Regions from separate parts of the Homo sapiens genome. Here region 2 is linked to region 1. A link is an interaction called in ENCODE POLR2A ChIA-PET data of the cell type or tissue named here. Cell type or tissue: A673. All regions are shown on one strand. Each heading gives the region's core, and the rest is flanking DNA. Links, peaks and the distances in the headings are about the cores only.

Evidence for each region. ChIA-PET counts read pairs that join two places held together with the same protein. Peaks named below come from ENCODE experiments on the same cell type or tissue, not always from the same donor. Only the 100,000 strongest peaks of a DNase experiment are listed, where the experiment ranks them.
Region 2: POLR2A ChIA-PET joins it to region 1 with 5 read pairs; 7 of 35 experiments call an interaction of 5 or more read pairs at or near these places.

The regions. Positions count from the first base shown.
Region 1 is chr11:27,211,214-27,216,176 of GRCh38, reverse strand. The region is part of intron 2 of BBOX1-AS1 (BBOX1 antisense RNA 1); the gene reads left to right. Among named protein-coding and RNA genes, the nearest start is that of BBOX1-AS1, 5.1 kb to the left of the region's middle. RefSeq lists an enhancer at 1-339. In A673, for the core only: no CTCF peak of the experiment used is centred there; a DNase peak (open chromatin) is centred at 2,656; H3K4me3 peaks cover 465 bases; H3K27ac peaks cover 2,292 bases.
Region 2 is chr11:27,270,392-27,275,354 of GRCh38, reverse strand. No RefSeq gene overlaps it. Among named protein-coding and RNA genes, the nearest start is that of BBOX1-AS1, 54 kb to the right of the region's middle. In A673, for the core only: no CTCF peak of the experiment used is centred there; no DNase peak of the experiment used is centred there.

The sequences.
Region 1 (4,963 bases), core at 1,691-4,190:
CACTTGATAGTTCTTGTGGACCCAGCCAAGATATCACTGGCAGCATCTGGTTTATCATGAATCTGTGCAGTGTATGGCCAGAGGAGACAGAAATAAACCTAGAGGCAGGTGGCTCCTGGCATTAATGGCCTGAAGAAAAGAGAAGCCCAGGCCCAAGACTCCTTCCTAGTTTGCATATCCTTCCCTCCCCCGCTACCTCCCCACTTCACCTTCCTGCCCCTAATGCCCTGGACCAATCCTTGACCTGGAGAGGGCAGCTTGTCCTGGTGCCAGCCCAGCATGCTCAGGCCTAACAACAATAGCTGGAAGGGCCTCTTGGAGCAAGTACTTCCTGAAGTGCCCAGAACAGCCACTGTCCTTGCGGCTCAGGAACAATCACAGCTCACGCCAGCTTCCGTGCTCCATTTCAGAGCCTCCAGCACTCTCAGTGGAGCCCCTGGGCCTGCTGTTGCAGGTTCCAAGCTTCAGGAGAGACAGGTAGACAAGGAGTCCAGGAGGCTACCCCTCAGACTGCTCAAATGCCTGTGGTTTAGGAGGACCTCAAGTTTTTTGTTTTTTTTTTTTTCTTAAAGTAAAGTTGGAAGAAAAATCTGGATAGTCGTTGTCCTTTACCCTTCCTGTAAACCAGTGGCCTCCTCCTTCATCTTTGTTCTTCTGTCATCTTTCTTTGGGCTTTGAAAACAAAGAGGGAGAAAAAGAAAACCACAAGTAAAAATTTAATTCTGGAATAACATTATACGCTTGACTCTTCATTCAGCAACACTGAATGAGGCCTGCTATGTGTAACCACTTTGGGGTACAAAAAAACTATTCAAATTTATTCACTTATTTATAAATGTATCTGGTCATTTCACAGTAATGATAGAGCCCCCGCCAAGCTGCAGGCATTGTAGATATAGAAATGCCTGGGTAGCTTGGACCCTGTCCTGTGCAGCTTCAAGTCAAGGGTGGGAGGTGGACAGAGAACCTGTAGTTGAAATACCCAGTTTATGTGCTGAGTGCTGGGAAGGGGAAGCACAGGGTGATGGGGTAGCACACACAGAAGGGGCAGCTGACCCTGACCAAGAATCCTGGAGGATGGATAGGAGGGAGCCCAAGGGAAAGTGAGGTTAGGTGGAGTAGGCGAATGCATAGGAAGAGACATTGACATTTGAGAAGGCTGGAGGTGAAAAACAATGCATATTTTGCATTAAATATAAAGGAGGTTCATGTGGCTGGATTGCGAAAGGAACAATAATCTCTAGTTGTTAGGAGTCCAAGCTCTGGATCCAGTCGGCCTGGGTTAGAATCTTTGTTGGGCCGCTTATTACTGTGTGTCCTTGGTGAAGCTATTAATGCTTCTGCAACTCAGTTCTCTTATCTGAAAAATGGAGAGGATGAAAATAATAGTACCTACTTCATAGGTTGCGGCAAAAATGAAAATGAGCAAATATGCATGAAGTACTAGAACCATAGCTGGCATGCAGTAAGTAAGGGCTTTAGAAGCGTCACCTATGATTAGGTGAGGAGTAGGGGACAGGAGGCTTGGACAAGCAAGGAAGTTAGTTCCATACACCTGTAATGCCTGTGGGCCAGGCATTAGCAAACCAAGCAGAATCAGAAAGACCCAGCTGCTGACTGCAGGGAACTTGCAGTATTGACTTGTTAAAAACTTGGACCTTGGAATCAGAGAGACCTGCCTTCCAACCTGTCTCATCTGTGTAGTCATAGGCAGATTATTTGCTGTCTTTGAGCCTTCTTTTCATCGGTAAAATGGGCATAATGATAGTATATTCTTTATAGAGTTGGGGTGAGGATTGGTGAGACCATATGTGTGTGTGTGTGTGTGTGTGTGTGTAGTCTCTCTGTATATAAAAACACATATAATGTGAATATATATATGTGTATATATAAAATAGTGCTAGCAAAATAGTAGCTATTATGCCAATCAGGGTAGGAGATGACAGGGAAATAACCATAATACAGGGAGAATATTTTATAATAATCAGGATGGTGACGCCCTTAGACACGGTGGCTACAGGCTCTCAGTGGTTTCCCATAGCTCTAAAATAAAGATGTACTTAGCTCACTGGCTTCATCTATCTTCATTTTCTCTGCTCTCTCTACTTCATCTACCCCGCTTTGTACTACACTGCCTAGACGTTCCTGCTCCCCAGACCTACAGATTCCAGGTGAAACATCATTCACTAGCAGAAGCTTTTCTTGAACCCCAGATGGGGTCAAGTTTATGTCCCCCACTAGATACTCTCACAGTATCCTTTATTTTGATTAGTGTCTGTTGTCCATCTAGACTATAAGCTTCATAAAGTCAGGGGTCATATCTTTTTTACTTATTATTGTCTCTCCATCAATTATTATGGTCCCCATATTAAGAAACCAATAAATATTTACTAAATACGTAAACACAAATGCAGCCAAGATCGAACTTTTATAAAGGGAGAAGCTGGAACCTGCTCCACTTCCACTCAGAGAACACAATTTTCCAGGGCCCTCTGCAGATTCCAAGACCCCATTTCTTTGCCTGAACAGCAGTGTAACTGATATGTCACACTGTAATGAACCAGAGGGCTGATTAAGAGCTTATGTAAATGTTGGGACTTTTGGCAGCATTCATTTCCCTCTGATTTTGGCATGACTCAAAGCATGGGAATTTTTCAAAAGAGAGAGCTTTCAGAAAATACCCACACCCAACGGTGGAAACCTTAGAAGAACACAGTGCAGAGGAACGTTCCTCAGCGAGGGATTAAGGGACTCTCAGCAGGTTTTCAAAGGCATATGGAGACAAGATGTCAGTGTGAGCTTGTTTCTCTGACAGAATCTGAAACGCTTTTAACCAGCAAGTTACCAAGAGGCTTTTAAGTGAAGAGGCTAATGTTGTAGGTTTATAAATAAATGGATGTTTGTGGTGACTTCTTTGTGGTTCATGTGACAGGGAGAACATCAGGGAGGGGAGATTATGTCTTGTATTAACAGGTAAATTGCTTTTTCTGCCTCTTGGTTAAGTGAGCAGGAGGACAGAGTGCCCTGGGTAAGGAATTGGGAGACCCCCCTTTTCTTTTCAACTGATCCTGGCTTTCCCTGTGATAAGCAGTGTGACCATGGACAAGATATTAACCGTCCTCTGCCTCAGTTTCCTCATCTGCCCAATGAAATTTATAATGCCTTGTCAAATTTTTATAAAATTAACTTGTAATACTGGTAGCTAAAACTTACTGAGCACTTAATATATGTCAGCCCCATATGAACTCGGTCAATCTTCACAACCACCCGTGAGATAGGTTACTACTATTGCCCCTACTTTACAGAAGAGAAAACTGAGGCACAGACACTCTAAATACCTTGTCCAATGTCACAAAGCTGGTAAGTAGTGGCACTGGGATTTGAACCTAGGCTACCTGGCTCTGGAACCAGATTTAATGACTGTGCTCTATGCTACTGCCTTTCTAAGTAGAGAGGGCCTTCTTAAAGGCCTTAAGAAGAATAAAGCCCGCTGGCTGGTTGGCTGGGCAGGATCTCAACAGAAAGTCTGCAGAGGAAAGGAGAAGACAGAGTGTCTACCAAGGGGAGATGTTATGGGTAATCATCTCTAGAAGGGGAGTTTTACCTTTTTATGGCTAGTATGGGAGAATGAGAGTTCTTAGACCTTGGGCTTGGAGACAGATATGGGCTTGAATCCATGTTTGGTCACTTAATATGTAACTTTTGGGGTAAATTACTAATCTGATCTGAGTTTCACAGCTCACCTTAAAGACAGAGCTATCAAGGTTACAGGATGTTGTGTGGATTATGTGAGAACATGTCAGGCATATGGTGCTCAACGAGTTTCTCCCTTCCCCTTTTTAACATGGTCCCCCCAAAATGAATTTATCTGGTGTCAATCACACTTTGAAACTGGTTTGGGATATGTTTATTCTCTGGGCTGCATTTTACATTGATAGTGTTTTTTCGGGTCAGGGTAATTGATAGGTTTTTGGGGTTCACTCCCACACTCACATTTGCCTACCAATGGGCAATTTTCTTGTCCTTTGGTGTGAGGCACATAGCCATTTCAGAGGAGGTTTTAGCCTTGTTGAGGATAAGGTCTCAGCCCCATCCCAGTGATGAACTGGAAATGGACAGGAAACATAAGGACACTGGATTCCATACACTTTTCCTGGGTACCATTTCTGTGCTGGACCCAGGGGTGTTGGTTGTTCAACCAGGAAGCCAGCTGGCTAGTTGGCTGTGGTCTCAGCTGAGAGGAACTTGAAGACATGACGAGAACTTCCTATCAAGGAAGTGGGGAGCCAGGAGAGTCAGCAGACAAACCCATGCCAGAGTCTATGAGGGCTGCTTGGACTCATACTCCAGAGAGTCCAGAGGCAAAGTCCAGTAAGGTCGGGAGAGATGGGGATTACACATAAAATCTTAAAAGCTGGATTGCATCTGGAAAAGGCCACAGTGCAAGTTCTGGATACGTCCAGGTAAATAGGTACAATCTGGATTTAAGGAAAAGAGCGTACATTGTGTGTGCGAGTGCCAGGTGATTTCAAATTAGGTGTCATATTAGGCATTGAAAGATAGCCAGATAAATCCTAGCATTCCCTGGCAACACCACAAGGGGGCAGACATTCAGGTGGGAGGGTTATGTTATAACAGGAAGAAACATTGATTTTGGTTCTTAGTCCCTTCTTAGCTCGTAATAATAGCAGTTGCATGTATTGAACACTTACTATGGGTCACAGACTGTGAGCATGCAATCTCCTTTAATCTCCGCAGCAAACGTATAATATTAAGACCTATTTTTCCATCTTTTTTTTTTCTTTCTTTGAGACAAGGTCTCACTCTGTTGAACAGGCTGAATGCAGTAGTGCGATCATAGCTCACTATAGCCTCGAACTCCTAGGCTCAAGTGATCCTCTTGCCTCAGCCTCCTCAGTATCTGGGACTACAGGAACATGCCAACACATCTGACTAACTTTTA
Region 2 (4,963 bases), core at 807-3,306, 60 kb before region 1:
GCAATTCCCAGATTGGTGCCAGTCCTAAATCATGCTCTATCATCTTGGTTTAACTTCTGACTCCTCCAGTCTTGGTTGTCTTTCTGGTTATGCTGCCTGCATCCTGGACCAGACTGTGTTTGCAATGTCCTTGAACTTCTGTTGCCACTGTGACACAGTGAAGAGTGCATTTCTGTGACACTTAATGGCTTCTTTGTTCTTTGTATCTCCTGATTCATATTTAGGACAGAGGAGATGGTGCTCCAAATAGCTGAAATGTCTGCACTCTAGGTTGGAAGTAGAGGGCTAATTTACAAGTGCTAGCAAGGAGGCAAAACATTTTTAGACCATTGTTTATTTTTGGACTGACATTCAGAAATGGAAACTGGATTTGACACCAGATGGTCAAGAGTGGGAAGGTGGAAAGCCCTCAAGGCACAGGCTTACCAGGATCCCCCAGTATATTTATCCTTTTTCTTCCTGATGTCTTTCAAGGGCTGTGGAGAAAGTCACATGATCTAGAGCTCTAGGTTCTATAGCTCCTCCTTGAACTTGGCGCTTGCATATTTAAGGTGGGGCTCAGAAAATACCTTTTCTCCTCCTGTCCCACCTGGAAGCTGTGAGGCAAACATTCTGGTGGTGCTAATGAAATTTCAGAGGTGAGTTTTGTTTGTCAATCCTAGGGCAGGCCCTGGGAGATTTGGGGGAAAGAGCACAAAGAGGTGGGCTCCACAGATGTGTACACTTAAGTGGAACCCGTTATGATGCTGTCTTGGGGAGCTGGGATTTATTTTTTTCCAGCCACGCATAGCCCTGGGAGCTGTTAGATTTCTCTAAAGCCTTCACAACTCATGACCCTAGGTAAGCTCAGGTTCCATTTTCCTACGTCCTCAACTTTATTAGCCTTGCTCTCCAAAATAAAAAGAGCAAAGTCTGTTAGAGTGGACACTTTTTGGAAAGGACATCCCTGATCAATTTTGGGAAAACATTTTACAAGCTTAAATTGACCATACATTTGGGAGGTGGGATAGCCATTCTGAGGTACTTGTTTCTGGAGGTTGATTTTTCACACGTTTTCAAATGACTGAACAAGGCTTATCTTTCAAAATGGTTATATTGTAGGCTTGTTACCTTCTTCCATATTTGTGCCAGGGCTCAGAGAATGTTTGCAATGTTCTCCAGAGCTAGTTAGGAGACATGTGATAGATTTGGTATCTGTAAAATTTCACCTCATTTTTGACCTGAACATCCATCTCTGGCTTGGTCTCCAGGCTTGTTCACTAGCTTTGGTATTGAATACCAGATGGTTTTTCCAGAAATGAAAACTTTCTGGGCTATGTGCAGTGGCTCACACCTGTAGTCCACACAGTTCGGAAGGCTGAGGTGGGTGGGTCTCTTGAGCCCAGGAGTCTGAGACCAGCCTCCATGGCGAAACCCCGTCTTCACAAAAACACACACAAAATTAGCCAGGAATGGTGGCACGCCCCTGTAGTCCCAGCTACTTGGGAAGCTGAGGTGGGAGGATGTCTTGAGCCTGGAAGAAGGTTGCAGTGAGCCAAGATCATGCCACTGCACTCCAGCCTGGGCAACAGAGCAAGACCCTGTCTCAAAACAACAACAACAACAACAAAACACAACAAAACCCCTCTTTCTGAAGGTCGTAATTTTGCCATTATTGAGGAAATCCAAAAGAATATACTGAGACTTTCCAGGCAAGTTCCAAAGAGGTGTTTTAGAAGTACACTAAATTGCTCTCCAGATTCCTCCTCTCTGGGCAGGGCATATCTGAAAGAAGGGCAGCAGCCCCCGTCAGGGGTTTATAGATAAAACTCCCATCTTGCTGGGACAGAACACCTGGGGGAAGGGGCAACTGTGGGCGCAGCTTCAGCAGACTTAAATATTCCTGCCTGCTGGCTCTGAAGAGAGCAGTGGATCTCCCAGCACAGTGCTCAAGCTCTGCTAAGGAACAGTGTACCTCCTCAGGTGGGTCCCTGACCCCCGTGCCTCCTGACTGGGAGACACCTCCCAACAGGGGTTGACAGACACCTCATACAGAAGAGCTCTGGCTGGCATCTGGTGGTTGCCCCTCTGGGACGAAGCTTCCAGAGGAAGGAATAGGCAGCAATCTTTGCTATTCTGCAGCCTCTGCCAGTGATACCCAGGAAAACAGGGTCTGGAGTGGACCTCCAGCAAACTCCAGCAGACCTGCAGCAAAGGGTCATGACTATTAGAAGGAAAACCAACAAACAGAAAGGAATAGCATCAATATCAACAAAAAGGATGTTCATATAAAAACCCCATCTGAAGGTCACCAGCATCAAAGATCAAAGGTAGATAAATCCATGAAGATGAGAAAACACCAGTGCAAAAAGTTTGAAAATTCAAAAAACCAGAATGCCTCTTTTCCTCCAAAGGATCACAACTCCTCACCAGCAAGGGAACAAAACTGGACAGAGAATGAGTTTGATGAATTGACAGAAGTAGGCTTCAGAAGGTGGGTAATAACAAACTCCTCTGAGCTAAAGAAGCATGTTCTAACCCAATGCAAGGAAACTAAGAACCTTGAAAAAAGGTTAGACGAATTGCTAACTAGAATAACAGGTTTAGAGAAGAACATAAATGACCTGATGAAGCTGAAAAACACAGCACTAGAACTTCATGAAGCATACACAAGTATCAACAGCTGAATCAATCAAGCAGAAGAAAGGATATCAGAGATTGAAATTCAACTTAATGAAATAAAGCATGAAGACAAGATTAGAGAAAAAAGAATGAAAAGGAATGAACAAAGCCTCCAAGAAATATGGGACTATGTGAACAGACCAAACCTATGTTTGATTGGTGTACTTGAAAGTGACGGGGAGAATGAAACCAAGTTGGAAAACACTCTTCAGGATATTATCCAGGAGAATTACCCCAACTTAGCAAGATAGGCCAACATTCAAATTCAGGAAATACAGAGAACACCACAAAGATACTCCTCGAGAACAGCAACCCCAAGACACATAATTGTCAGATTCACCAAGGTTAAAATGAAGGAAAAACTGTTACGGGCAGCCAGAGAGAAAGGTTGGGTTACTAACAAAGGGAAGCCCATCAGACTAATAGTAGATCTCTCTGCAGAAACCCTGCAAGCCAGAAGAGAGTGAAGGCCAATATTCAACATTCTTAAAGAATTTTCAACCCAGAATTTTATATCCAGACAAACTAAGCTTCATAAGCAAAGGAGAAATAAAATCCTTTACGGACAAACAAATGCTGAGAGATTTTGTCACCACCAGGCCTACCTTACAAGAGCTCCTGAAGGAAGCATTAAATATGGAAAGGAAGAACCGGTACCAGCCACTGCAAAAACATACCAAATTGTAAAGACCGTTGATGCTATGAAGAAACTGCATCAACTAACGAGCAAAATAACCAGCTAGCATTATAGTGACAGGATCAAATTCACACATAGCAATATTAACCTTAAATGTAAATGGGCTAAATGTCCCAATTAAAAGACACAGACTGGCAAACTGAATAAAGAGTCAAGACCCATCAGTGTGCTGTATTCAGGAGACCCATCTCACGTGTAAAGACACACATAGGCTCAAATAAAGGGATGGAGGAATATACACCAAGTGAATGGAAAGCAAAAAAAAGCAGGGGTTGCAATCCTAGTCTCTGATAAAACAGATTTAAGCCAACAAAGATCAAAAAAGACAAAGAAGGGCATTACATAATGGTAAAGGGATCAATGCAACAAGAAGAGCTAATTATCCTAAATATATATGCACCCAACACAGAAGCACCCAGATTGATGAAGCAAGTTCTTAGAGACTTACAAAGAGACTTAGACTCCCACACAATAATAGTGGGAGACTTTAACACCCCACTGTTAATATTAGACAGATAAACAAGACAGAAAACTAACAAGGATGTTCAGGACTTGAACTCAGCTCTGGACCAAGTAAACCTAATAGATATCTACAGAACTCTCCACCCAAAATCAACAGAATATACATTCTTCTCAGCACCACGTCACACTTATTCTAAAATTGACCACATAATTGGAAGTAAAACACTCCTCAGCAAATGCAAAAGAAGAGAAATCCTAACAAACAGTCTCTCAGACCAAAGTGCAATCAAATTAGAACTCAGGATTAAGAAACTCACTTAAAACCTGACAACTACATGGGAACTAAACAACTTGCTCCTGAGTGACTACTGGGTAAATAACGAAATGAAGGCAGAAATAAATTAGTTATTTGAAACCAATGAGAACAAAGACACAACATACCAGAATCTCTGGGACACAGCTAAAGCAGTGTTTAGAGGGACATTTACAGCACTAAATGCCCACAGGAGAAAGCAAGAAAGATCTAAAATCGACACCCTAACATCACAATTAAAAGAACTAGAAAGGCAAGAGCAAACAAATTCAAAAGCCAGCAGAAGGTAAGAAATAACTAAGATCAGAACAGAACTGAAGGAGATAGAGACACGAAAAACCCTTCAAAAATCAATGAATCCAGGAGCTGGTTTTTTTGAAAAGCTTAGCAAAATAGATAGACTGCTAGCCAGACTAATAAAGAAGAAAAGAGAGAAGAATCAAATAGACACAATAAAAAATGATAAAAACGGATATCACCACTGACCCCACAGAAATACAAACTACCATCAGAGAATACTATAAACACTTCTATGCAAGTAAACTAGAAAATCTAGAAGAAATGGATAAATTCCTGGACACTTACACACTCCCACCTTATACAAAGACTCCCAAGACTAAACCAGGAAGAAATCAAATCGCTGAATAGACCAATTACAAGTTCTGAAATTGAATGAGTAATTAATAGCTTACCAACCAAAAAAAGCCCAGGACCAGACAGATTCACAGCCAAATTCTACCAGAAGTACAAAGAGGAGCTGGTACTATTCCTTCTGAAACTATTCCAAATAATAGAAAAAAAGGGAATCCTCCCTAACTCATTTTATGAGG